Linked DNA regions of Homo sapiens: region 2 is linked to region 1. A link is a loop called in an ENCODE intact Hi-C map of the cell type or tissue named here. Cell type or tissue: PC-9. All regions are shown on one strand. Each heading gives the region's core, and the rest is flanking DNA. Links, peaks and the distances in the headings are about the cores only. Region 1 overlaps EGFR (epidermal growth factor receptor). Region 2 holds the start of EGFR-AS1 (EGFR antisense RNA 1).

Evidence for each region. Peaks named below come from ENCODE experiments on the same cell type or tissue, not always from the same donor. Only the 100,000 strongest peaks of a DNase experiment are listed, where the experiment ranks them.
Region 2: it touches region 1 in a loop (5-fold over the local background); 10 of 110 quality-filtered maps call a loop at or near these places.

What each region holds. Positions count from the first base shown.
Region 1 is chr7:55,126,331-55,143,406 of GRCh38, forward strand. EGFR (epidermal growth factor receptor) reads left to right here. Exons shown (of 28, transcript NM_005228.5): 2 at 15,956-16,107; 3 at 16,975-17,076. Among named protein-coding and RNA genes, the nearest start is that of EGFR-AS1, 54 kb to the right of the region's middle. RefSeq lists enhancers at 4,334-4,413, 4,424-4,583, 4,889-5,796, 6,310-7,509, 6,450-7,449 and 1 more. In PC-9, for the core only: CTCF peaks have their summits at 7,243 and 7,447; DNase peaks (open chromatin) are centred at 6,561 and 7,621; H3K4me3 peaks cover 1,525 bases; H3K27ac peaks cover 6,995 bases.
Region 2 is chr7:55,183,390-55,191,389 of GRCh38, forward strand. The region is part of intron 20 of EGFR (epidermal growth factor receptor); the gene reads left to right. EGFR-AS1 (EGFR antisense RNA 1) reads right to left here and starts at 5,560. Exons shown (of 2, transcript NR_047551.1): 1 at 5,468-5,560. RefSeq lists an enhancer at 2,212-2,985. In PC-9, for the core only: no CTCF peak of the experiment used is centred there; DNase peaks (open chromatin) are centred at 2,273 and 3,032; H3K27ac peaks cover 2,629 bases.

The DNA of each region.
Region 1 (17,076 bases), core at 3,650-11,649:
CGATGACAACAGCAACCACTTACATGACCTAGATGCTCTTCTGGGTGTTGTGCAAATATTAACAATTTAATCCTTGCAACAATCCACGAGGGAGGCATTCTTCTACTCCCACTTAACAGACAAGGACAGTGAAGCTAGTAAAGAGAAGTCATTTGCCCAAGGGGACCCCACTACTGTTGGCAGAGCTGGGTGCAAACGCAGGCTTGTGAAGCCAGGACCCATGCATTCAAAGACCATGCCAGGTGCCCCCACTGCACACCTCATCCCCACATACCAGTGAGGGGGAGAGAAATGCTCCTGCACTGCCTCTGATTAACTGCTTTCCTAGAAGTCACACATATAAAAGGGATTTAATTCTAGTGGGATTGAATCTCAATAGTTTCCTTATTAGGTTGATTTCTGTTAATAGTTTAAGTACTGGATATACATGAATTAGAAAATCTAGATTATTAGCAAATGCAAACTATAAAGTATTTTATAAATGTTATCTTGTTTGTCAGGGGATGAGTGAGATATTCATTATACAAAAAGTAGTGTGGATTTTGAGGTAGAAGGTTTACTAAGGATCATACCGTAGTATGAAATAGCCACAAACATTCAGTGAAACCAAACACCCCCGCTTAACCTCAAACTAACACTAAATAATAAGGAATAGACTTGGGGGCAGTGCAAGTGTATTTCTAATGGTGAAAACCATTCCCCAGTGAAAACTAATGTACCATCTAGTTAATAAGAGCTCCTCTGACCCACGCACATCAATACTTACATCCCAATGGTGATGTGACATTTTGGGTTTTGTATTTCTTTTGCAAATTGAGCTAGCATTTTTGATGAGTGGCAGGGCTCTGCTACCCAACCTTTGGACAGTTTCCAAGCATAAAATCACAATTCCAGATAATTCTGTCACAAAGATCTGGGTCTCATTAGGAAGGAGAGGAAGCTGGGAGATGATCCAGTCCAACCTCCCCCAAACCAAACATCACGGCCTTCTCAGTTGTTTCACCAACCATCTAAATGTTTTAGTAATTCTAAAAATTGATGCGCTTTTTCCACGAAAGGAAGTGTTACCACATTTTCCAAGTGGGAGGCATCTATATCCTTACTCCTTCATCCTCTCCTTCCCACCCCCTCACCCCCCACCACCCACACAACATCTGCAATTCTTAAACTAAAGCACAAATTGTTACAAAAGTTAATTGCACTTTCAAAGGAATGCTTGTATAGAAACTTTCTCGGCTTCAAGGAAAAATAATACGCTTTGAATGGCTGTTCAACAGCATAGAAATTAGCTGAGTAGAAGGCACTCATATAGCCATTAGGACCAATCCTTTCTGCCGCCAACACCCCCCTTATAAAGACTTGACAGTGGGCCAGAATAAACAACTTCAGGATGAATTCAGTTGAGACACAAAGTACACACTTCCAGTTTTTCCCTTCTCTGGTTACTGGCCTCAATAACCAGGCAGTCAACTTAAAAAGAAAAACAAAAGCTTGCTTCAGATTACAGATTGCAGACTTCTTATAATATGTCCATTTCACCAGGCCCCGCTCTCAGCCCCGGGAAAGGCCACTGGAAACCACCTCACATGGTAGGGCCTTGCGGGAGCCAGTAATAACCTTATCTCCGTCAACATGTTCTGTCAGATTGAATGGGGCAGCCAGAGAAGCCAGAGTTGGCACAGGAACCAAAACAAAGGCTTCCCATCCTCCTGGAGTGAGCGGTTGAGCCTGGATTGGTGCTTAGACCTATAATGGGTGCAAGCAGCGTTCATTCATAGTGGCTTTCTAGACCCAGGGACTTGGCCCCAGCCCTGCTGCTCCACTCCTCTTCTTGCTTCATTACCACGAGTCTCCTAGACCACCGAACGATGCCTGCATTTGAAAGACACTTCTGCTGATCAAAGCAGCTGATGTGTCCCTTTGCGGTTCATTTCTAATTGTCCCCAAGGAGGAGAAATTCAAATAGTTTATTACTGAGAGTTAAAGAAATCCACTGAAATATTCTTTGGTCTAAAATTACTGTCATGGCGGAGCAGCTTCACCTTAGTCATTGCCCTTAAATATGAAAGCTATTTAAGAAAGTTTGCCCTTAAATATGAAAGCTATTTTAAAAAGTTTAATGAAAGAAGAGAATCACAAAACATTTTCAAAAAGCAAAAGAAAACCTAAGAGAAAAGTTGAAAGTAGGAATTTTTTAAAGAATATACGACGTGTGTTCTGTGACTCACCCCTGCAAGTTATTTGTGTGTATTCCCTTGCATAGTAATTAATAATGAAGCAAAGCATGGCAATGATATCTTTTCTTGTCTAGTATTCTAGAAGACTCCATGTTTTTGGAAAATATCACTCTAGTTAGATCTCAAATATATTCAATCAGAAAATGGGTTTTCTACAAGATTCTATATCTGTAGTCAATAGCAAATATAATTCTATTAAGCTAGTAGGATGTGATAGGAAACTAAAACCTAGGGGAGACCAAAGCAAGGAAAAATACTTCCTCATCCAAACTTGAGAGCAATTTACCGTCAGGCCTACTATTAATAGATGGAATACAGATTCCATTTTCATTACTCAACTGCCATATTCATTATTACACTGTACAGAAAAGGGAATCACATCTGTTGAAAACTTATATATGATGTTCATGCATGCATTCCAGTAATTCAACAATTTTTATTTATCTTTTTATTGCTTGCTAATTTTTCAAAATAATAAGCTAAAGAAAACAAAATGTTTGTGCTGTTCTCAGATGACATGTTATCTCTTTAAAGGACAAAATGTGCTGTGAAATAATAGAATGCTTTCAGCACTCAAGTGTGAGTGAGTGCTCATACATGAGAGAAAGCCGTGGGGACTACAGAAGCCAAGAAGCAGATCTAGCTGGGGAGGCCTTTGCAGAGGATGTAGTTGTGTGGAGAGGCCACACACGTGGAATTCCCAGGAGGGCTGTGGAGGCGGGGAATCTGCAGGAAAGCACTGGGGTGAGAAACGTGATGAGAAACAATTATTGTCTTAAAATATCTGCAGGGCTGTAAGGTAGAGAAGCAATACGTTGCATCTGTGTTAAGTCAAACAAAATTATCAAGGGACTGGTTTCAGCTTAACATAAGGAACAATTATGTGATAGGGTTGTCAATAACAAGAGTAGACTGCTTCTTCACACACTCCTAGTCACTCAGAATGGTCCAGGAGGAGTGGACAACCATTTGGTAGAGTATGGGAAGGCAGGGGCCCTGGGTGGGAGTGGTGAGGGTAGGGAGTGAGTATCCCAATCTAGAAGTAAATTGTGCCCAGCACGGAGCTGCAACACTGCCCTGCACACAAACACACACAAATAACAATCCCCAGCCCCTGCATTTCCCTCTCCGGTTTCAGGACCTTGTATCTTACTTCAATTCCTTTATTTAGCTGATGATGAAATAGGAAGAGCTTAGCACTAAGAAAATCCTTTTGGAGTTTGGCCTTGGGGGAAAATGAATCACTCCAACCAGGTCTGTCTTCTAGAAAGTATAGGATGAAAGGGCTCCTCATCACATACTTCCTGACCTCCTGCTAGGCCTTTCCCTAAAACAGGGGCTGGCAAAGCACAACCTGTGGGTCACGCCTAGCCTGCCACCTGTTTTTGCAAATAAAGTTTTATTGGAGCATGACTATATGTATTTGCTTACAGTCTGTGGCTGCGTTCACACTATCCCAGCAGAGTTGAATAATTGGGACAGGGACCATATGATGGGTGAAGCTGAAAACATTTACTCTCTGGCTGTATTCAGAGGAGGTTTACTGAGCCCTTCTCTGAGACATGGCAAGCGCTGCTTCAGGCTCATGCTTCACTAGATTCAGGCCTGGGGCAGTAAAGAGCCAGCTCAGGATAGCACTCCCGACTCACTCATTTTTTCAGGCAGGGGAGCCATCTAATGTCAAGTGCCTACGTGCAGGAACTGGTCTGTTAATTAGCAGCTCTCCTCATGGAAGGGATAATATATTCTAGAAACAGGAGTGCGGCCCTATTGCAAGAATGTCCTGAGCCAAAATTAAGATTCTTCTATGGCAGAAACTTGGCTGGGGCTTCTCCTGAGTTAACTTGGTAGTTGTTAGTGATTTTTGAGTCAGTTTTTCCTTGTCAACGACCCCAGGAATGAGTTTGGGATTACAGGGTAGCCAGGGAAAGGGAAAGCTTCACGCCCGCCCCCGGGACAAGGTCTGTCTTCACACTGCTACATCCCTTCACCCACTTTAAAATGAAACTTAAAAGGAGGATTTCAGTTGAGTAGGAAGTGAGAAGAGGGCTCATTTTAAAACAAGCGTTAAATGAAAACCCACACACACTCAGAGCACACAAATCCAACCACGCTTACAAAACCATCACAGAGGGTCAGGCGAGGCCCTTTTCTAAATGAAAAAGAACAGGGGTGGAGACTGTTCTGAGAGCATGCTGGGTTCCCTGAAGGGAATTCTCAGCTGTATGTGCCCCGCACAGGATCCCTGCTAGACACAAGGCCAGCTGCCTTCCTTTCAAGCCGCAGACGCATCCCTGTGTCCAGGCGGGCTGGTCAGCTGCGGTCAGCACCAGCTTCCCCGCTCCATGGTGAGGTCATCACAACATGTGAGCAGGAGGGCAGGCCGGCAACCTCTGAGTGCTTAGAGAAAGGGACGGGATTCCTCCTGTGCAACCCCTCTAGTCTCACTCAGACTCAAGTCTGACTAAGGGGCCAGGTGCTTTGACCAGGGACTCTCCCCTCTCACTTCCCTCCCAGGAGTCACAGGTACATGAGTCCTTGTTTTACAAATGAAGAAAACAGACCCAACATGATTAAGATGTTGCCTTCATAGGGGTGGCACCAGGATTCCAAACCATGGACTCCACTGAGCCCAGTGCCCACTGACATGTGCCAGTAACAGTGCAGCTGCCTGTGGTTCTGTCGACTAAACTGCCGGCAGAGGCTGGCTTTCCACCTTCTTTTTTTTTTTTTCACTCTTCAAACACTTTATGACATGAACATAAACTACTGGCTGCATCGTTCTGCTGACAACATGACATGTTTCTATAACTTGAAAAAAGCAAGCAGTGGACTGCTCATTGGTAAAATTGAGTCAGTAATCTTTTAGGAAGGTTATTTTTCTTCCTTTTACTGCTTCTCATCTGTTCCCCGCAGTAAAGAGGACAAGATGACGACGACTCAGGGAACACCTCCAGCCTGAAGCAGCACCATGCGAGCTTAGACCTTAGGGTCGGCTTAGAAACCACAGGCGGGGCGGCTTGGGCCCCTCGGACACTCCCTCTCGAAGCTGCTTCTCCCCAAGCTACCCCAAAGGCACTGAGCGCCCTCTGCCCCCCAGCAATTCAATTCACTGGCTGTCCTGCTCCTGTCAGTACTGAGAGTTGCATGTTTGACCCTCGGGGGAAAAGTCCAGAGGCCCTGGGGTGTCCAGCATGCTCTGAGGTCCCTGCTGCTGACCCCTTGCGCTGTCAGCATTCAGAGACATTCACACAGCACAGCCTCCCAGGCTAACAGCTGTCATGGAACAGTGGAGCAGCTAGACGTGGCCATTCTGTGGCCCAGTGCTGCAGAGGTCAAAGGGACAAGCGCAGGGAGCATCTTTGCTTTCAGAAAAAAAAAAAAAAAAAAGAAGCACACTGGTGCACTGACCTGCTCCTGGTGTCTTTGTGATTGCTCTTTTCTTTCGATTTTTGGTTGTCTTTTTTTTTTTGAAAGAGGGGCTTTTATGCTTTTTTCCTAATGTTCATGGGTAAACCAATGTAAATGTGTGTATGTTTATAGAGATGGCTTTAAATCGCAATTCTGCAGTAGAGATTGATTTTTTAAAAAACATGGGTAAAAATTGAAGAAAAATTTTAAAAGAACATTTAAACCATCTTGGGCTAGGGGTGGATATGCACCACCCCACGGAAGCCAAACAAAATCTCTCTGCAGATAAACATTTGCAAAAAGAATTTCCAATCCCAATTTTTGAGTCAGAGATCTTTTATTTCCTTGCAAATTACATATCTGTTTCAGGATTTTTGACTATAAGAAGAATGAATGAAGATGTGTTTCTTACAGATAACTATGAACAAACCAGGAAGGATAATAACTTGTATCCCCCAATTCGAATCCAGAGGATGGGAAGGCATAAAAAAAAGAAATGGAAGAAACTTTATTTTTAGTGGTAAATGGTGGGACTATGTATTTTACGTATGGTGAAGTCACCAAGCCCAACACTTGGCACTTGTAGGCAAGGTAGTCTTCTAATCTGAATGTGAAGTATTATGTTTTCATTTGCTTGGTAATGAGGAATATTGGTGCTTTCGTCCCAGTTCTCGAGCTGACTGACTTCTCTTTCTGACGTGTGTTCCTTTAGCACACCTCTACACTGCATGGCTCTGAGATGTCCTGTGACTGTTTCATGTGTAAAGTTGCCTCCCCAAAGGACTCACATATTCCTTCAGGGCAGTGAGTACTTCTGATTCATCCTTAGCAGCTACCTTCGCGCTACTTTACTAGATATGTTGTAGTTGAATTAATGAACAAAAGAACAAGCAACTTTGGTGCCTGGTGTGCATCTCAGAGCAGGGTGGAGTGAGCCTGGCCAAAGGGTCATCATGCAACCTCTGTGGCTGACTCCATCTGGCCACGGAGCTTCTCAGCCATGCTTGGTATTCACATGACTTCTAGGGCGACAGCTCAACCAGCAAATAAACAGCTTCATATGGGAAATATTACTCAGCCTTTGTCATCAAGGAGTGAGTCACGGGCCTGAACTGAATAGAAGATAGAGGAGAAAAGGTGTGTGGACTGGGTGAGACAGCGCCCAGCGAGGTGAACTCCCGGCAGCCCTGCCTGTCTTTACCTGCACATCACCTTGCTAGGGTGCCTTCGGTTGTGAGGGCCTGTCTAGGAAGAGAAGAGTTGCACCCTGGCAGGCAGCACTGAGCTGTCTCATGCAAAGCTGAGGAAGAAAGAGTGAGCTGCCCAGTGAGCCTGCTGGGGTGGTGGAGGCTGGGCTGGGCTGTGCAGTCTGCAGCCCCCAGCAGCCCTTGGCACCTTTCTACTGCCTGGTGCTCACCAGCTCTCCAGTAACAAAGAGGGACGTGAAGTCAGAGGGGAAGGGAGGTAGCACAGGGCAGTCTTGACTTTGAACAAAGAGCTGGCTTCCTGAAGTCAGCTGGCCGGGTTTTGAAGCCGATTTTCCAGCAGTGATCTTTGATGCCAACCCCATTTAGGAATTCTGTATCTCCCCCTACCTTCTACCAGATGTCTCTGAGCTCACCTTTGGTGATAATCATGCAATCTCCGTCATCCCCACGTCCACACTGCCCCATTCTGTCCCACCCCGGGTTCTGTGGTGCTGTCGGCTCCCCAGCGAGCCAGGAAGGGAGAGGCCAGCTCTGCTGGGGCTCCTGCCGCCCTGGCTCTGCACTGCCCTTCTCTGGCAGGTCTGAGGCGCCACTGGAGGAGCCACACGGCCCTGAAGCAGCAAGGCAGATGCCCTGGACACAGTGGAGGCACAGAGTGCAAGCACCGGCCTGGCCCACAGACTTTTGGAGGGGAAGTGGTATTATTCAGTTCAAAAGTATGCCTGTGTGTAAAGAGAGAGCCCCTGAACATGAGTAAGCAAAAGTCTCAGCGCAGAGATTAGACAAGTAGAATGCTGGCCCGAGAGGAGGCGTTTACTCACCCTCTGTCTAGGAAGGAAAGCCAGGCCCAGCACGCTCACTGCTATCTATCCTCTCACACAGAGGGATTTTGAATCGAAGCCAGCATCCTGTCCTTTCTCCAATGTCCCCTGCTCAGGAGTCAGGACTCAGCAAGGCCCACCCCAGCCACACACAGATACAGTTCCAGGACTCAGAACTCAGCGAGGCCCACCCCAGCCACATGCAGGTCCAGTTCCAGGATTCAGGACACAGTGAGGCCCACCCGAGCCACATCCAGGTCCAGTTCCAGGACTCAGGATTCAGTGAGGCCCACCCCAGCCACACACAGGTCCAGTTCCAGGACTCAGGACTCAGCGAGGCCCACCCCAGCCACATGCAGGTCCAGTTCCAGGATTCAGGACACAGTGAGGCCCACCCCAGCCATATCCAGGTTCAGTTCCAGGTAAATCATCTGCCTTCCTCCGTCCAAAAGCCTTGTTTCCTGTGTGTCCTTGTGTTTAAAATGGAAACGTTATGAGAAACTGCCTGCCAGGGCAAAGGGTGCTGCCCGGCACACAGTAGGGACTCAAAATGAAACTATTGTATTGAATACATAACAGATCAACGGGTATTGCTTTCTGAAATCTTTTTTAGCCCAATTTTGTTTCTTATAGTCCAATAACAGGTCAAATTCATTTCTGATTTACTAGCCATTCAGTTGCCCATAAAAAATGGAAAGTGATTTAAGATTATTAGTTTAAAAACCAATGAAGGTAAAACAGTTATCATTGAAGGCACATAGGCAGAAATAGATTGCAATAGTTGCTGCCATGTGAAGCCTCAGTGTCATGCTCCATATTTAGAGAGATCTATGATTTCTGAGGCCCTTTCATGTCCATGATCTCAGTACTGCTCACAACTGCCCTGTGAAATTCGCCGAGCTGGCCCCATGTCAATCAGAGTACACTGAGCACTGAGACCCAGCATGTTGAGATAACTGGCTAGAGATCATCCCATAATGGTACCATCACAATCTTCACACTGTAGAAGTTTGATGATGTCACTGGAAGCATATTCCACAGTCCCTTGTGAACTGGCCTTCCTGTGATCAGAAGCATCAGTGAACTCCCAAGAGGGTGGGAACTCCCAAGAGGTATTCTCACTCTACTTAGTGTATATTTTACAAATCACAAGCTTGGCTTTGGATTCTTTTAATGGCTAGAAGGAGAATCATGGGGTTGGAAGTCCACCAGTTTGGGTATTCTGTTCCCTAACTCAAAATAAAGAGATGTTATTTTCAAGTCTTCTGCTTGTTAACTTAATTAGAGATACATGAGTTTGCAGCTGTGCTGGGCATGCCGCAGCTTGGCATGTTTAGTCCAGAAGGCATATTATAATGTACATGGAAGATTGTCAGAAATTCAAAAGGACTTTTTGAGTATCACATGTGTATTTTCAAGTTCCAATATAGATTCACATTCAGTTTGACAGGTATCTTTGGATGCCTATCAGTTAAGAACTATTTATTAGTTGTGGAATAAAATAGGGTAAAATAAGGAACAACTGAGGAAAAAACATAAAATTTGCTTTGTGAATAAAAGTTGTCTTCAAAATTATGACTTTTTCCATCCCACAAAAGTTTTGATTAAACCCACAATGAAAATTTAAATAAGTGTATTTACTTTGGTTTAACCACTTATTTCATTATGACTCACAACTATAGGTTTTCTAGTTTCCATTATTACAAACTATTGTGTGGTTTAAATCAATTTCATAGACTAGTCTAGTTCTATAGTCACAATTTATAAAATTTTTTTATGTGGTAAATTGAGTGTCTTCATAGATGTACATGATTATTTCTCAATTTTTAAGGAATGTATTTTTTAAGATAGCCTTCTTTAGCCTTCTTTAACACTGATTTTTGTAAATTTTTTACAGATTTTTTTAAATTTTTGGTAATTTTTTAGCATAAAGTAATACATGGTCACTATGGAAAACATAAAAACACAAAAACTATGAAGAGTAAATAAGAAAAACACCCAGAAATTTACCATTCAGAAAAGGTCATTGTTAACAACACGGTGTATCTTCCTCCTGTCATGCTTCCGTGCATTTGAGCACATTTGAGATGTGTATACATGTTCACTTTGAGATTTTAGTATAGCAAAAGAAATGACCGGTCCTGATTCAATGAAACCTCTGGCAAACTCGCTATATTTTCCTTACATATTTTTAAGTTCATCCTATAAATGAACTATCCATTCATCTTATTTGAGATTTTCTTAAATCTTTCAGCAAGAAAGCGGGAAAAAAATCCTCCTCTGGCCTTTAAAGCCTAATTAAATATATGACTAAGCTAGAAATATTTTATAATGACCAACCAGAAAGTGGCAAGGACTGTCACTCTTCCCATACAGCCCACCTCCTCCTCTATCTCCCTCAGGCACACGGAAACGAGAAAGGCAGAGAAACCCAGGACAAGTCATCCAAGACTTTGGTCACATGGCCATCCATTGCTTTCACAACAAAAATATAAATCCAACATGTGTGTGTGCATTTCATACCAGTAGGTCCAATAAGCTATCTATATATACACATATGTGTACACACACACACACACATCCTTACAGACACTCCCCAGCTTACTACAGTTTGACTTAAGATTTTTTGACTTTACGATGGTGTGAAAGCAATGCACATTCAATGGAAACCATACTTCTAATGTTGAATTTTTTATCTTTTCTTGGGTTAGTTGATGTCTGATATGTTACTTTCTTGCGATGCCAGGCAATGGCTGGGAGCCAGAGCTCCCAGTCAGCCATGCAATCAAGAGGCTAAACAGCTGATACTATACAGTGGACTGTGTCACCAGCATTTTGGGGATATTGTGTTTTGTGTTTTTGAATCCTATCATGTCTACAAAATGCCATTTTCGACTGCTATTTTCAATTTAGGGTGGGTTTATCAGGACATAACCCTATGGAAAGTTGAGGACCATCTGTATATCTGGTAGGGAAAGATGGATAACAAATTCATAGGCAAATAATAATTTCATGATTATTATTAAGTTATTCCTACTTAATAATAAGTAGTGATCACTGCCAGGGAGCAGAGAATGCAGGATAATGTGACAGATGTAATGGTGGGTACTTAAGCTAATGTAGTTGCAGAACAGGCTTTTCTAGAGGGTAGGCCTTTAAGCGTACCTCGAAGATGCAAAGGAAGCAAAGATGCGAAGATCTGGGCTGGGGATGGAAGCAGAGACAACTTGGAGGCCAAGGGGAGAGACTGACAACAGCCCAGCTCATACCTCAGCAGCCTTTAATGCATAGCTAAGAAAACAACAAATTAAAACAATTATAGTTTACTTAGACGATTCTAAGTGTCTAAGTGGATTTGGGCAAATCTGGAGAAACTTGTTCTAATACTGTGTCTTAATAAGTAATATAGATTTGCCCAGGCTTGTGGGCAGAGTGGTATACACCCCATAATAGCAGAGGAAGGCCACAGGGCCTACCCTACAAAACCAGAGGCATTTAAAAACTTAAAGGAGGCAGATTGCTTTTATTTTCAGTTAAAATAAAGTGAGGAGTTTCTCAAGAAAAATAATAACGAGACCACCGGCCCGCCCTAGATGTCCAACAAGAATGCACAGATAACTTCGTATATCCACTTTCCTGAACCTGCCCCTGACAGCCAAGTGGAGCACAACAACAGAGATGAACCTCAAAACTACTGTGCTGTGACATAAGGCTTGCTCAAGAGGACAGTGTGGTGTGAGTCCATCTATGTTCTAAAGCAAGCAAAGCTATTCTGTAGTGAAAATGGATCAGGACAGCAGTTGCCTCTGGTGTATGGGGGCAGGGATCGACTGGGAGGGGCATGAGGGATGACAGTTAGGGTTTCGATCATGACAGGAATTCAGATTACTCCAGCATGTGCATTTGTTAAAGCTCATCAAATGCTACACTTAAGATTAATCCTCTCACAGTTTGTGGATGTTACCTTAAAAACAACAATGATGACTGCAAACTAATATTGAACTCTGGTTAGTGATATACCAATGTGAAGTATAGTGATATCTCTACTTTACTTTAAAATGCATCCAAAGGCAGACTAGAGGACCATATCTGACAGACAGAAAAATAGATATGTGATAAGGTGAATGTAGTAAAATGCTAACATAAGGATGTTTGCGGTACAATTCTTTCAGCTTTTCTATACATTTATAAATCATAATAAAATTTTAGGACAAAAAGTTAGTGCTTTGAAGTCCTAAGTCATAGGGCCTGCTGCTCTTGATGCAGTAGAATTTGTCTTCAGATTTGCAAAGGGTAAGGCAAACCACTAGCATTTTGTATGGAACTTGATGCAAATACTTTTAATTGTCTGGTTTTCAAATGTATAGACTTAAAGTAATATCAACTCTTTCTTTGAATCAACTACTGAAATACCTAGTCTTAAATAAATATTTTTATGTAATCCTTAAAGTACTATGTATTCATTTTTCTTTCTTCTTTCTTTTCTGGTTTGATAAATATTCTATAAAGTAACTGTGTTTAATGGCCAACATTTGAGTAAGTCCATATGCAGATCCAAACATCTCAGTTTAGACAATAACTTAAGACAATATAGAGTGGCTGACATCCCCTAACGTGGGTCCAGATGCATGTTATGTTATGTTTCTGTTGCATTCTCAATAGTTAACTTTAATAAAAGAAAGTCAAAAGCTTATATATTTTTTCAATCTTCAAAACATTTCTGGGAGGTTGTCTTAGTTAATTTTATGTTGCTATACCCATATCACAGACTGGGTAATTTATAAAGAAAATAAATGTATTTGGCTCATGGTTCTGGTGGCTGGGAAGTCCAAGAGCATGGCATTGGCATCTGCTTGGCAGCTGGTGAGGGCCTTCATGCTGTGTCAATCTATGGTGGAAGGTCAAGAGAGCATGCATGTGAGGTGGTGGGGAAGAGAAAAAGCGGGTTTAACTCATCCTTTTATCAGGGACTCACTCCCGTGATAGCTAACCCATTCTTACATGAATGGCATTAATCCATTCCTTAGGGCACAGCTCTCATGACCTAATTATAATACCTCTTAAAGTTTCCACCTCTCAACACTGTTGCATTGGTGATTAAGTTTCCAATAAACGCACTTTGGAAAACACATTCAAACCACAGCAGAGATCAACGTTATTGTCACCATTTTCATATTTGAGGAAAGCATGGCACAGAGAGCTTGGAGAAGTACTTCAAGGTCACCCAATGAGGAAGTGGCTAAACAAAAACCTTATCTTAAATTAATTAAAAACCTCTTGCTCTTTGCAGTTTTGTCTTAAATCTACCTAATTTGTGACTGTAATTTTTAAGTAATTTACTCATATAAGTGGTCTCACATTAAATTTTCTCATTGCTTTATATTTCTAACATGAGATATTTGGTATAAGGATGGAACCAAGATCATACCTTGTTTTAATTAGAAAACCTAGACCAAGTCATTGTGATCCTCATCCTAGATTTCAGTTAAATGCTGCTGTCTCCTTTTGGGTATGTGACAGGGGAAAGCCTCAGAAGAAACAACCTTATGTGTTTTCTTTTGATACTTTAGTAATTAACCCAGGATAGTATTCAAGATTGACATGCCTTATATTGAATCAAATAGCATATCAACTGCCTTCTTATTCTCAAGTATAGACATGTTGGGTAATTGGGCATTTAAGTTTCTTTGCAATTTTTTCCATTATTAACAAAATTAATGAGCAACATTCTGCATAAGGTCTGTTTCCTCAGAATACGTTTCCCAAAGTGGAATCATCATGACGTAGAATTTAAGCATACTTACTTGTTTAAACAAATTGTCCAGTTGCTTCCCAAAATGTTTTGTGAATTAAGATTTACATCAAGAATATGTAATGTTGTTACTGTCTCCCAAATACAGGATCTTTTTCTGAATATAAAAGTTATACATGCTAATTGTAGACAATGAAGGGTCATTATCCTCATAGATAATGAAGTGCTTCTAATACTTGTGCTTTTATTCATTTATTCAAAAAGTGCTAAATAAGCCCTGAAGGGGCTTTTGGGGGGTCATTTGGGGCTTATTTAGCACTTTTTGAATAAATAAATAAAAGCACAAGTACAGTTTTTTTAAAATACTGTTTTCTATAATAGATTAATCTTAAATGGCATGTTTTCCTTTATTTTACTGACAAAAGTTACTTACTCTGTGATTGAATAATAAAAATTCTTTGGTTCAGCTGAGAGAAACTTGCAAGCTGACGTCCTTGATTATTTAAAATGAAAGCAGCTGCCTGTTTTCATCTCTCTGCATCCTGAGGAAACTCTTCTGCAACGTGTTCCAGCCCTAGGTTCTAGCTGACCCTGTTCATCTGTTTGGCACGAGGGGCCCAACTAACACTTGCGGCTACCTGGACGACAGCCAATCTAGTTGGAATGAGAGTTAGAGGCCATAGTCTGTCAGCTGGGAAAGCAGCTTTTATTCCAAGGTGTGCCAACCGAAAGGCCACATGTTATTGTCACAACCTGGTACCTACATCAGTGCTGACATCTTTAAGAACCTTAGAATTGGGAAATCAGTTTAGCCCTATCTGCATGTGTAGCCGACAACCACACAATTGTTCCAACTTGAGGTTGCATTCAGAGCAACCTCATTTCCCCCATACTCCTGAGGAAAAGCAGACCAGAGACGCTGGGTCAATCCAGAGTTATGGTTGGAAAAATGATGGAATAATTCTGCCCCTGGTGATAGGAGAGAGGGACTCCATCTTGTCAACTGTCATGGTTCCCATGTGAAAGCTATCATTATCACTGAAATTGAATGAGAACACAGAAGGGAAGAACAGGGAAATCCCCACAGAGTTAAAGAGGATGTGAAGATTGCTTCATGTTTAATGTTTGTGTAAGTGCTTTGGGTTGGTTATGTGCTGTCTGAACATGTGCTCATTTCCATGGCTCATTGAGAGGGCAGACAGTCCAATGATACTCTTTAGAATCATTCCCATGGGGAAGGAACAAAGAAGCCTGTAAAATAGAAATGCACATGTAAAAAGCATTGAAGAAAGTGCCAGTGTATTGATTTTGGCCATGGTTTGTGCTCTACCACCTGGTTACTGTGATTGCAGAAGTGCCTTTGCAGATGAGGAAGAACCTGGCCAAGGCTCAATCCAACATCCAAAGCCAGAGGCCATATTTCTTCACTCTTAAGATAATTTGGGTTCAAATTATAGTCCCTTTACACACTCTCTGCCTCAAAAGGCCCAAGACTCTCTTTTGTTATGCTTGCCTAAACATGCCTTTCAAAGAACTAGTTCTGTAAATACAACTTTATTATAAACCTCTCCTTTGCTTTTAAAAATGGATCACCACGTCCATTTCTATGGTCCAACTTTGTCCCTTAATTTAAAATTTTTTCTTGGATTAAGTTTGATGCCTTGAAACATTAGGAACTCAAGCATACAAGATTGTATGCTGGTGGTGAGGGAAGTAACTGTGCCTCCGCCTGTGCTGGGTGGATCAACATGGAGTGTGGACGAGCATAGGGATGTGTGGGTTTCTCACTAGCTGAGAGTGTTTTTAAATGTTGTATTTTGATGTTTGTTATTTTCTGAATATTCTACAGTTAGACCTTTGATTTATTCTTTGATGCATTCATTTGAATAATATTTTTAATCTCCAGCCAGTTAGGTTTTTAATTTACACTTTTGTCCCTGATTTTAGGTGTAGTGTTGTGTACACTACTGCCCAGTGTATGTTATGTTTGTAAACATTCATTGCACGCACAACAATGTGACTCACAATATTTTTGAGAAGTAAAAAGTTCATTATATAGTTATTAACTCAACCCTACAGTTATATTCGTGAAATACCTTGTGAAATTTATTTTTTGCCTACTGGAGCTCTTACAGGTTAATCCTGTCTTCAAGATTTTCATAGAATTTTCATCTACCACCCACCCCTTTAAATTTCAACATTTTTTTATTTTGGCATTTTAATGCAATTCAATGCATTATAGGGACAAGCTATCTCTTATTATGAATTGCACCTTATATAAACTTAAAGATCTTTTATCACAAATTTCTTTGCTGTGTCCTTTAGTGAGAATTTGTATTATCAGTCACTAAAGCTCACTAAGTTAGTAAGCTTTGCGCCCAGATGACCTGGGCAGGAATGGGTGAGTCTCTGTGTGGAGAGAGTGAAGAAACTGCTACCCTTAATACCTGGACCTTGAGGGATTGTTTTATTTTAGTTTTTCTGCATTTCTCAGTATTTCATGTGATATCTGTCTTTTTCTTCCAGTTTGCCAAGGCACGAGTAACAAGCTCACGCAGTTGGGCACTTTTGAAGATCATTTTCTCAGCCTCCAGAGGATGTTCAATAACTGTGAGGTGGTCCTTGGGAATTTGGAAATTACCTATGTGCAGAGGAATTATGATCTTTCCTTCTTAAAGGTTGGTGACTTTGATTTTCCTACACAAATAAAATTGGAGAAAATCTAAGTGGAGAAAGGCCTGGGCAGAATTCCACTTGAAGTGTGTTTATTTTTGCTATGGCAATGACAAGTCTTACAGAGCTACAAACGAGAGTTTTATGAGAAAGCCATTTTACCAGCTAATGTCAAGTAATAACTAGAAAAGGATATCAAATAGAAACAGGCTAATCTGGAGTTCCATGTCATCATAGACACTGACGTTTATCCCTGACCATTACCTCAGTCATGATGTGCTGCCATACTCGCTCTTAAAAACTTTTTTTAAAAGCCCTGCTTTGCACCATTTGCCTATTCCCTTAGTGTAAATACTCCTACTATAGCTGATTTCAAGGTACCAAGTTTCACTCAGCTGGTCACAGAATTCTTATTTCACGATAGGCGCTAATGACCCCATAGGAGCCAGCTCTGAAGGCTTCAGAGTTTCACTGAATTTTGGATGGGGTTTACTTAGCCTTCTTCTGTTTTTCTTTTACCTTTCCTTTTTAAATAAGAAATAATGCAAGACAGATACAAAGTAATTCTTTTTAATTTCCATTTTCACTGGAGAGTGTTGAACCCCGTGAGGCATGAGAGCACAGTGTTCCAGAACAATGCTTACTGCTCATTATCACAGGGGTCAAAGGCTAACGTGCAGGGATTGTTGCAGATCGTGGACATGCTGCCTCCTGTGTCCATGACTGCAATCGTCTACCTATTTTACAGTTGTTGAGCACTCGTGTGCATTAGGGTTCAACTGGGCGTCCTAGGGCTCCCTGGACCCATTTTAGACCTTGAGTTCTTGAGTTCCTCAAAAGAGAAATCACGCATTTATGTTTTCTCTTCTTAGACCATCCAGGAGGTGGCTGGTTATGTCCTCATTGCCCTCAACACAGTGGAGCGAATTCCTTTGGAAAACCTGCAGATCATCAGAGGAAATATGTACTACGAA
Region 2 (8,000 bases), core at 1-8,000, 53 kb after region 1:
TCATTGCATTTAGGACCCACCCTAAATCCAGGATGATTTCATTTCAAGACTTTTAACTAGATTTGCAAAACCCCATTTCCAAATAAGGTCACATTCTGCAGTTTTGGGTAGACGTGAAATGTGGAGACACTGTGCAACCCACTGTCTTGGGGAGGGGGTGGTCAGCCTGGGGCAGATGTTGCTGGGTGTGGAGCTACATCCACTCATGCCCTGACCTGGAACCCAGACCTGCTTCCCCAGCTCTCCTCCTGGTTATCTGAAGCAGGGAATGGAGAGCACTGCCCTCCTTGCCCAGGCAGTCTCTATCACCTGGTTTTAGTTTCTTCTTAGCACATATTGCCCCAGAATATCTGGTTGGTTTATGGCTTACTTGAGTTTGTGCCTACCTGTCCCAACCGGGAGGTGAGCCCTGGCTATTCCCCAAACCCGGCCCTGCATGTGGGAGCTGCCCTTCCTCCGTTCATCAGAGGGGGCCAACAGTCCACAGCTGTTCTTAATCATCTCCCAGTAACCCCCAGCTCCACAAAGGTGACTCCTTACATGGTGGAGAGGTGGTCGGGCCATCCGTGTGAAATGTGTATGTGACCGTTTTCCTTAAGGGGCACGTAGTCTTGGCAGGTTTCGCTCAATATAGGATGAGCTCAGGACTCCAGTGGACTGTGGATTCAGATCTGGATTCTGGCGCATTCGCCGTGTGAACGGGGGCACGTTGCTGGCCTGTCTGCGCCTCGTCTCCCGACTGTGGAGTGTGTTCTGCCCCTTGTCTTTCTGGGAGGTAGGGAGGGCAGTGAGCCCCTTCGCATCGCCCACCACAGGCCCAGCACATGGCTGATCCCCACTGAGTGTTCTTTTCCTCCTTTGATCCCCTTTGGCTGACCTAGGTTGGAGCAGCCACTAAAATATACCCAGAAACATCTTCCTAATCTACATCTGTGCCAACCCTCATTCCCTGGCGCAGCATGACCATCACATGCCCGCCATTGTTCCTGATCTCTGCTGCTCATGACCTGCTCTCCAGCGCTCCTTCTCATGCTCACATTCCAGTTGGCCTGACCTAGATAAGTGGAGGTTTATTTGACCCCAAAAATTAGCCTTCTACAAACGAATATAATAGTGTCCATTACAGAGAATAAACTTAGTGCGTGTCCCATTTAAGCAGAAGTTACTGAAAGCCTGAGTTTAAGTTTCCAGGGCCTGAAAGTTTTCCATGACAGTTTTCTGCATAATATTACCTACAATTTCAATCTGTTATTTAAAGCCATTCTTGTGTTTGTTGTACTTTGATTAGCTTTATTTTGATTTGAAGTCCTTTTACATTACGGGCAGTTAACGCTTTGTCTCTGTTAGATTTGCTTTTTAGTTCACAAGAGAAACCTCATTCCTCTGTATTTGAATAGTTGCAATGATGGAACAGCTGTCCCTGGAGGGAAATGAAAACAGTGATTCCCCAAATTGTGACAATAGAAATTTGCTCTTGGGTTACTTACAATGTATCTGAGTATTAAAAAATTTTCTTTTTAAACGTTTGAAGTAAAACTACCCAGAAACACTTAGTGGCTGACCAGAAACTAAACTCCTGGCATCCTCAAAATGGGATTTATTGGCTTATAAATGTCCTGTGTTGACTCACAAAGGCACAAACTATCTAGGTAAGTTTTCTTCTAAATGTTGATGGGAGAGCTGGCCACTGTTATGCAAGTTTCATTGTCCTGACTAAACTGCCAAAGAGATTACATAAAATTATATCAACTAGACAAAAGGAAAAAGGAAAAAAAACAGAGGTGTCTTGGGAGGAATCCATATGAGACCAGTAGACCATGAGAGAGACATCCCTTGCCATCTACAAGGAAAATGGATTTTGTTCTCCATATGCAAAACCATCTCAGGAGCTTGCGGAGACACCACTTGCTTACTAGCCAGAAAGAGCAGGTGCCTCCTAAATTCCCCACACAGGAGCTCACAGTGGCTTTCATGCACTGGGATTAAGTTAGACTTAAGAAAGCCTGTCTACTCTTCCTGGGATTTACAAGCCAGCTAGTAAATCCCAGAATAAATCACACGGCACAGTCATCCAAAGATCCCGTCATCCGTGCCGTTTGGAAAGCCCTGCTCCTGTGCCACCCTCTCCCCGTGGAGCCTCCCATGCCCAGGACTGCAGAGTCCTGCCATTCAGACTGCAACTCATCTCACATTCTTCCAAACTATTTGGACAACAGAGCTTTCTCATCACCTAATGCAGATTACAGTCTCACAGAATTGAGTGTTCAGGCAGACACTGATGTGGTTCTGTAGTACAGCAAACAATATCAGTTTACAGTCCTGAGGCCAGGCCTGGTGAACAACGCACGGTAGCGGTGGGGCAGGGTTCTCAGAATGAAACTGGCTTACACATGGCACTCTCTGACCACAACTGTATAAGCACCAAACTACACTTAGTTCCATCTATGAGGTAAAATTTAATGCAGATGAACATCAAAGAAAACGTCAAAGGCTCCTTTTTACAAGTACGTGGGCTACTTAATTTGGTCCAAGTCCATTTTAAAAAGCCCTAGGTGCTTTCACGGCTCTGCTACTGACAAGAAGCCCCAGTGCCTGTGAGCTGCTAATGGGAGGGAGAGGAAGATGAGCTGAGTGGGCCGGGCTATCCCGTCCACACCGGGAGACAGGGAAGGAGACTCCAAGCTGGTGGTGCCAGCACATTCCAGGCCACTCAGGCCTATTCCTAGGTGCCAGGTCACGAAAACCACGCTGACAGATCGTGCTGTGTGCGTGTCATAGCACACAAGCAGGACTGTGAGAGAGTGAAAGTGACACTGGGTGGAGCACTGAGGAAGGGCCACAGTGTGTTGGTGGAGATAGGCTGTCATGGAGAAGAGACCCTGGCTTGCTCTACATTGCTTCCAATGCAACTGCAAGGCAGGTCCCAGAGGGCTCCGGCCTTCGTCATCCAGGTTTGCTCCCTCCCCTCATGGCTTTCCCATCCTCAGATGAGGACTCGGCAGAGCCTACCCCTGCTGACTAACTGTGGCCCCAGGGTGGTGACTCAGCCCTGCACCTCCTGATCCCGTCTGCACTGGGCCAGAGAGGATGACTTACCCAGCACGTTCACATCACACAGCTTTGTGGATTCCTAGGTCCAAGGACCAGAGATTTCAGTTATGTGAGTTATTTTTTTTATTTGTTCTTGCGTATTCCACAAAGGGTCGCAGCTAAACTTAACCTAATGATCACTTTAGTATATCACTAAAAAGACAAAGCTCACAGTGCTGTTGAAGCACATTCATCATCTTTAGACATTTTGACTAGTTATTTCTTAAGCATTTACCTGCTAGTGTTAAGCATCACATGAAATACATATAGAAGTAAGACAAAATTTCTTATCTCCCCAAGTTTGCCAACAAATACAGAGCAGGAAGGGAAGCAGGTCAGAGCAGGAGGCGCAGCTATAGTGAGGCCACCATGCAAGGCACAGGGAGGGTGAGCTCCAAGTTTGAATGGAATGGGTCTGTCAGCCAAGCCCCCTGGCTCTGGGAAGATAGCAGTGAACAAGCCAGATGGCCCCTCACCCTCCAGAGCCGTGAGTCCTGCAGACCAAACAGCGTGACAGGTCCTTTCCCTGTCCAGGAGGCCTCTGTGGGTGAGAGTTGGCTGCGGACAGGGCGTGAAGGCACTTGAGGGTGGGGAAGTGACTCTGACTGGGAGATGCTGAGGACAGGGAGGAAACCACCAGATAAGGGACACTGGGGAGGAGGGGTGGACCCCTCAGGGCCAAGCACATGGAGCCTCATCACAAAGGCAAGATGGTGGCCAAATTCAAGGTCGCTGCAAAAGGAATGGAGAAGAGAGAATAGATTTGGCATTTGGAGGAAATGGTGACAATCATGAGCACCTACCCGGGACTCTCCATGGGTGCTATCTCTACATAAACTCATTCCACCCTCTGATTAATCCATTCTACATATGGGGAAACAAAGGCATGCGGTGTTTACGTCACTTGCCAAGATCTCAGGATTTGATCCAGGTGGCCTGGTTCCATGGTGCAGCCTCTCAGCCTGCATGGATGCCCCAGCTCAGAGCATGACTCTCAGGACAGGGGTCCCAGCAGCCCTCCCTCCCTGAGCAGCAGGGTGCCCGTGCTGCACCACTTCTGTCTAGGAATAGGACATTCTGACACTTTCCTGCCTCTTCCGAGGTCTAGCACTTACTCTATGCCTGCCTGGGAAGGTGGCAAGCTGGCCTGAGGAACAGACTCTTCCATTTTTTAGGGAGCTCAAGGCCACAGATGCTCTGAGATCTGGAGTCCAGAGACAGGAGCGGAGGCTTCTCCTGGTGACCACTCTGCTTAAAAACTTCATCAGATCCGTAGTTTCAGAGCCCCCCTGAACCCCATCCCTTACCTCTACCAGTTGCAGGTGGGTCTCTGGGGTGGGGCTGCCCTCCCCACCAGCACCCCAAGGGCTAAAAGGTTGAGGGGAGAACACCATCATTTGTACAGGGGGATCCTGGAAGATGAGGCCTGAGAAAGCCCTGCGGGGCCCCTCACCTTCTCCCTAGCTGTGGCCAAGAGTGTCTGGCCTTGCCTGCCTCAGGACCAGCCCAAAGTGGAGGTGAGAGGTGAGCCCCAGCCCCCAGGGGAAGGGTGATGGTGGTCTTGGTCTCAGCATGGTTCTGGTAGAGGTGGGTTATTTTGAAGATGATGAACCTTAAGCCTCTTTCTGATCTTGCTTTAAATAAATACTTCTGAACAACAGCAACAACAGAATAGTGTTGATAGGAAAGCCCTCCACTCCACCAGAACCACGCGGCCTTCTCGTCCTCCCCTCCTCCACTTCCTTCCTAAGTCACTGCTCCATGAGCTCTTCCACAGGAGATTTACAAAATAGAACACAAACAATCCAGTTCCCGCCTCTCACTCTGAACTCCTCCCAAGACTCGTGGGGTGCGGCAGCCCCTGGGAACACCCAGCCCTTCAAGGTCAAACACAGCCCCCGCCCCTCACTCTGGGGTACCCTGCCAGAATAAGCCCCGACAGCCATGTGGAGCAGAGCCTTCTTTTTTGTAAGTGGAAGTTCCAGGCTGGCTTTTCAAATCCCCTTTTAACCTCAGTGCTGTATTTCAAAATTCATTCCAGTTTTCCTGTAGTAATTAACAAAAATAAATATTTTAATTTCAATTAAAGTGAGGGTCTCGGAGAAGAAGCAGGAACTGAGTTTCCTGAGAGGCCCCGCTGAGGCTTTGTTGATATTTCTTCCTGCGACCTCTGCTCGGACCCTGGGAGCTCACAGGCCGTATCGCAGCTCTTATCTTTGGGGACCAGTTAAAGCATAACTGCGCCAGGCACAGAGTTGTCCTTTCAAATGTGCCGGCAGTGGGACGGAGACCCATGCGTCAAGTCTCCTCTAAGTTCACATGGGATTCTCTCCTTGTCCCAAAGCTGTCTCTGACTTAAAACCCTCCAACTGATTACCTGAATTCCAGAATATGTCCTGTGCTCTCTGCCCTTTCCCACGCCTTTGGTGAAGACCGGTGTTCTGAGGAAACAGACACTGTGTAGAAATGGCTCAGGTCCTTTAAAGCCCTGGTGTGAGGAGTGGGGAAGGGCTGGGCCAGAGGTCAGCTGGATTTGTTAGATTGACAGAGTGACGCGGACTTCCCCAGAGGCACGGGACCAAGGTGCATGCTCACGCTGTCTCATGCTCTCACACATAATGTGTGTGTGTGTGTGTGTGTATATATATATACACATATACATATATATATATACACACATATGCATATATATAAAACCCCAAGCAGCCTCTGGCTTAGCAGGTGCATTTCCCAGCAGGGCAATTAAAGCCATGGTCCCAGTAGTGGTCTTGGGGTCTCAGGGTATTTGGTCTGTGCAGCCACATGCTTCAGTCTCTGGACCCCAGGTCATCTAACGAGGTGGTCGTGTGGGGACTGGGATAGAAAAGGTGTCTGCACGGACGTGTGTGAAAGGGCTGGCACATCGCCAGTGCTCAGCACTGTCAGCTGCTATCACCAGTCATTCAATCATTCATTCATTCAGTTGTTCATTCTTCAACAGGCCGTTTTAAAAATGTGCCCAGTATACCAAAATCTCCGCTAAGCATTTAAAGAGGCAGAATGAAAGTTAGCAGTGGTGGTGAAACGAAGCTGGGAATGTGCTCTGAGGGCCTCCTTGTGGGCTTAATGAATATGTAGAAACCACGCATTTTAAATAGAGAGGGAGAAAGGGAGAGGTTCCTGGTCCTCTGCATGGGGACTTGTGTGTGGCTCTTTACTGTAGGCCTGTGCCACTCCTGCTCAACAGCTACCACAGAGGACGCCTTCAACAAATGTGAAGAACGAACAAAAGGTACAAATGTGAAGAACGAACAGGGTAGAAAGAAAGGAGAAAGCAAGGGTGAGGGTGAGAAATCAAGGGACAGAGAAGAGAGAAGAGGAGATAGCCTGGGAGTTCACACAGCCAAGAAGGTAGACACTCAGTTGAACCAGCAAGAGGCTGAGCCTAACTCTCCCTTTCGAATGGGCAGGAGTTCATGATATTTAATAAACAGAGGCCTTGCTCTGTAAGAGACAGGGTACCAGGCAGAGAGCAAGTCAGCATCGCAGGAGTCAAACGAGGCAGACAGCGGGGGCAGGGAGCTTGCCTCTGAAGGAGACCCAGGCTGCCAGAGTAGCAGGGAGTCTGGGCCAGTCCTCTTTTGGGAAGCGCTTCCTCGGCTTCTGCCCCCCCTCTCCTCTCCCTTTCCACCCACCATCCTGACATAATACTTCCTAATCTGGAAGTGTTGTCCAGAGAAGAACCTGCTCATTTCCTCTTAAGTAGGCAGGGAAGCACTAACGTCCAGCAGCATCGGAAACCCGTAGGAGCGCTCTCGGCAGTGCAGGGTGAGGGGACAGTCCATGTAGTCATGAGACGTGGGTGTCAGGCAAGCGTCTCTTTTCCAAAAGAGAAAAACATTAAAGGCCTCACAAACGGCGCCCAAAGACTAATTCTGCATAGCATCTTTGCGAGACCCTAGGTTCTTATGATGACTGGTTTTGCCTGAGAAAGAAAAAATTTTAATTTTGCTCTGACATGCCAATTCAACAAATCATTTTCACATAATATTCATGCAAAAAAAAAACAATTTGCCAGAAAACTTGGGAATCCATCCACATCTACAGCTTTTCCCTGCAGTCACACTACAGTGGGATCCCTCCATACAGGAGCGGCAGAGTGGAGCAGGCTAGAGATGCCTGTTTGTTTCTGTTTGCTGCACCGCAGCAAGCATTTCTGTCGTGCCCACTCTGTACTAGAAAGTACATGAACATCAGCCATAAAGGGAACTAGAAAGGTGGCCCACCCTCTTGGTGGAGAGAGAAGAGAGTGTGGTAGAAACAATAATAAGAAGTCTGCAGAACTTGACCCCTCCCAGCCTCTCCCACCTGCCAGCCTGGCCCTTGCAGAGAGATGCAGGCTGCCATTCTTAGGCCAAAGCCTGGGACAGTTGGGCTCAGCAAGGTAGGCATCCGTCAAGCAAGGAGGAGCAGGGGTCAGCAGTGACCCCAGCAGCCAGCAGGGAGAAAGGTGCATGTGACAAGGACACCAGAGGCCGTGGGTCAGGATCAGCCAGGGTCAGGGTAGCATTTCTAGGAATTCACTCTGTTGGGCGCTGTGCTGGCTGCTTCTCACATATTATTCCTTTCTTACTCTCAGAGCAGAGATTTCAATTGCAGCGAGATTGTGGAGGCAGCCAGGGAGGTGGGGAGGGTGGTGTCTTCTAAAAGCATTTTCAGTATCCATGTGGTTTCAGTAATAATAATAATAATAAACCAGTGAAAAGTAAAACAGGACAAAAATCTTCATAGGCAGTGAACCATATCAGAGAGTCCAAGAAAGCACAATGAGAGTGTGGCTTAAAAACCCTGAACGACATTCCTTTGCACCAGCTTGGTGAGGAGGGCATGGTCCCCGCCACCCCCCACCCCCACTTTGCAGATAAACCACA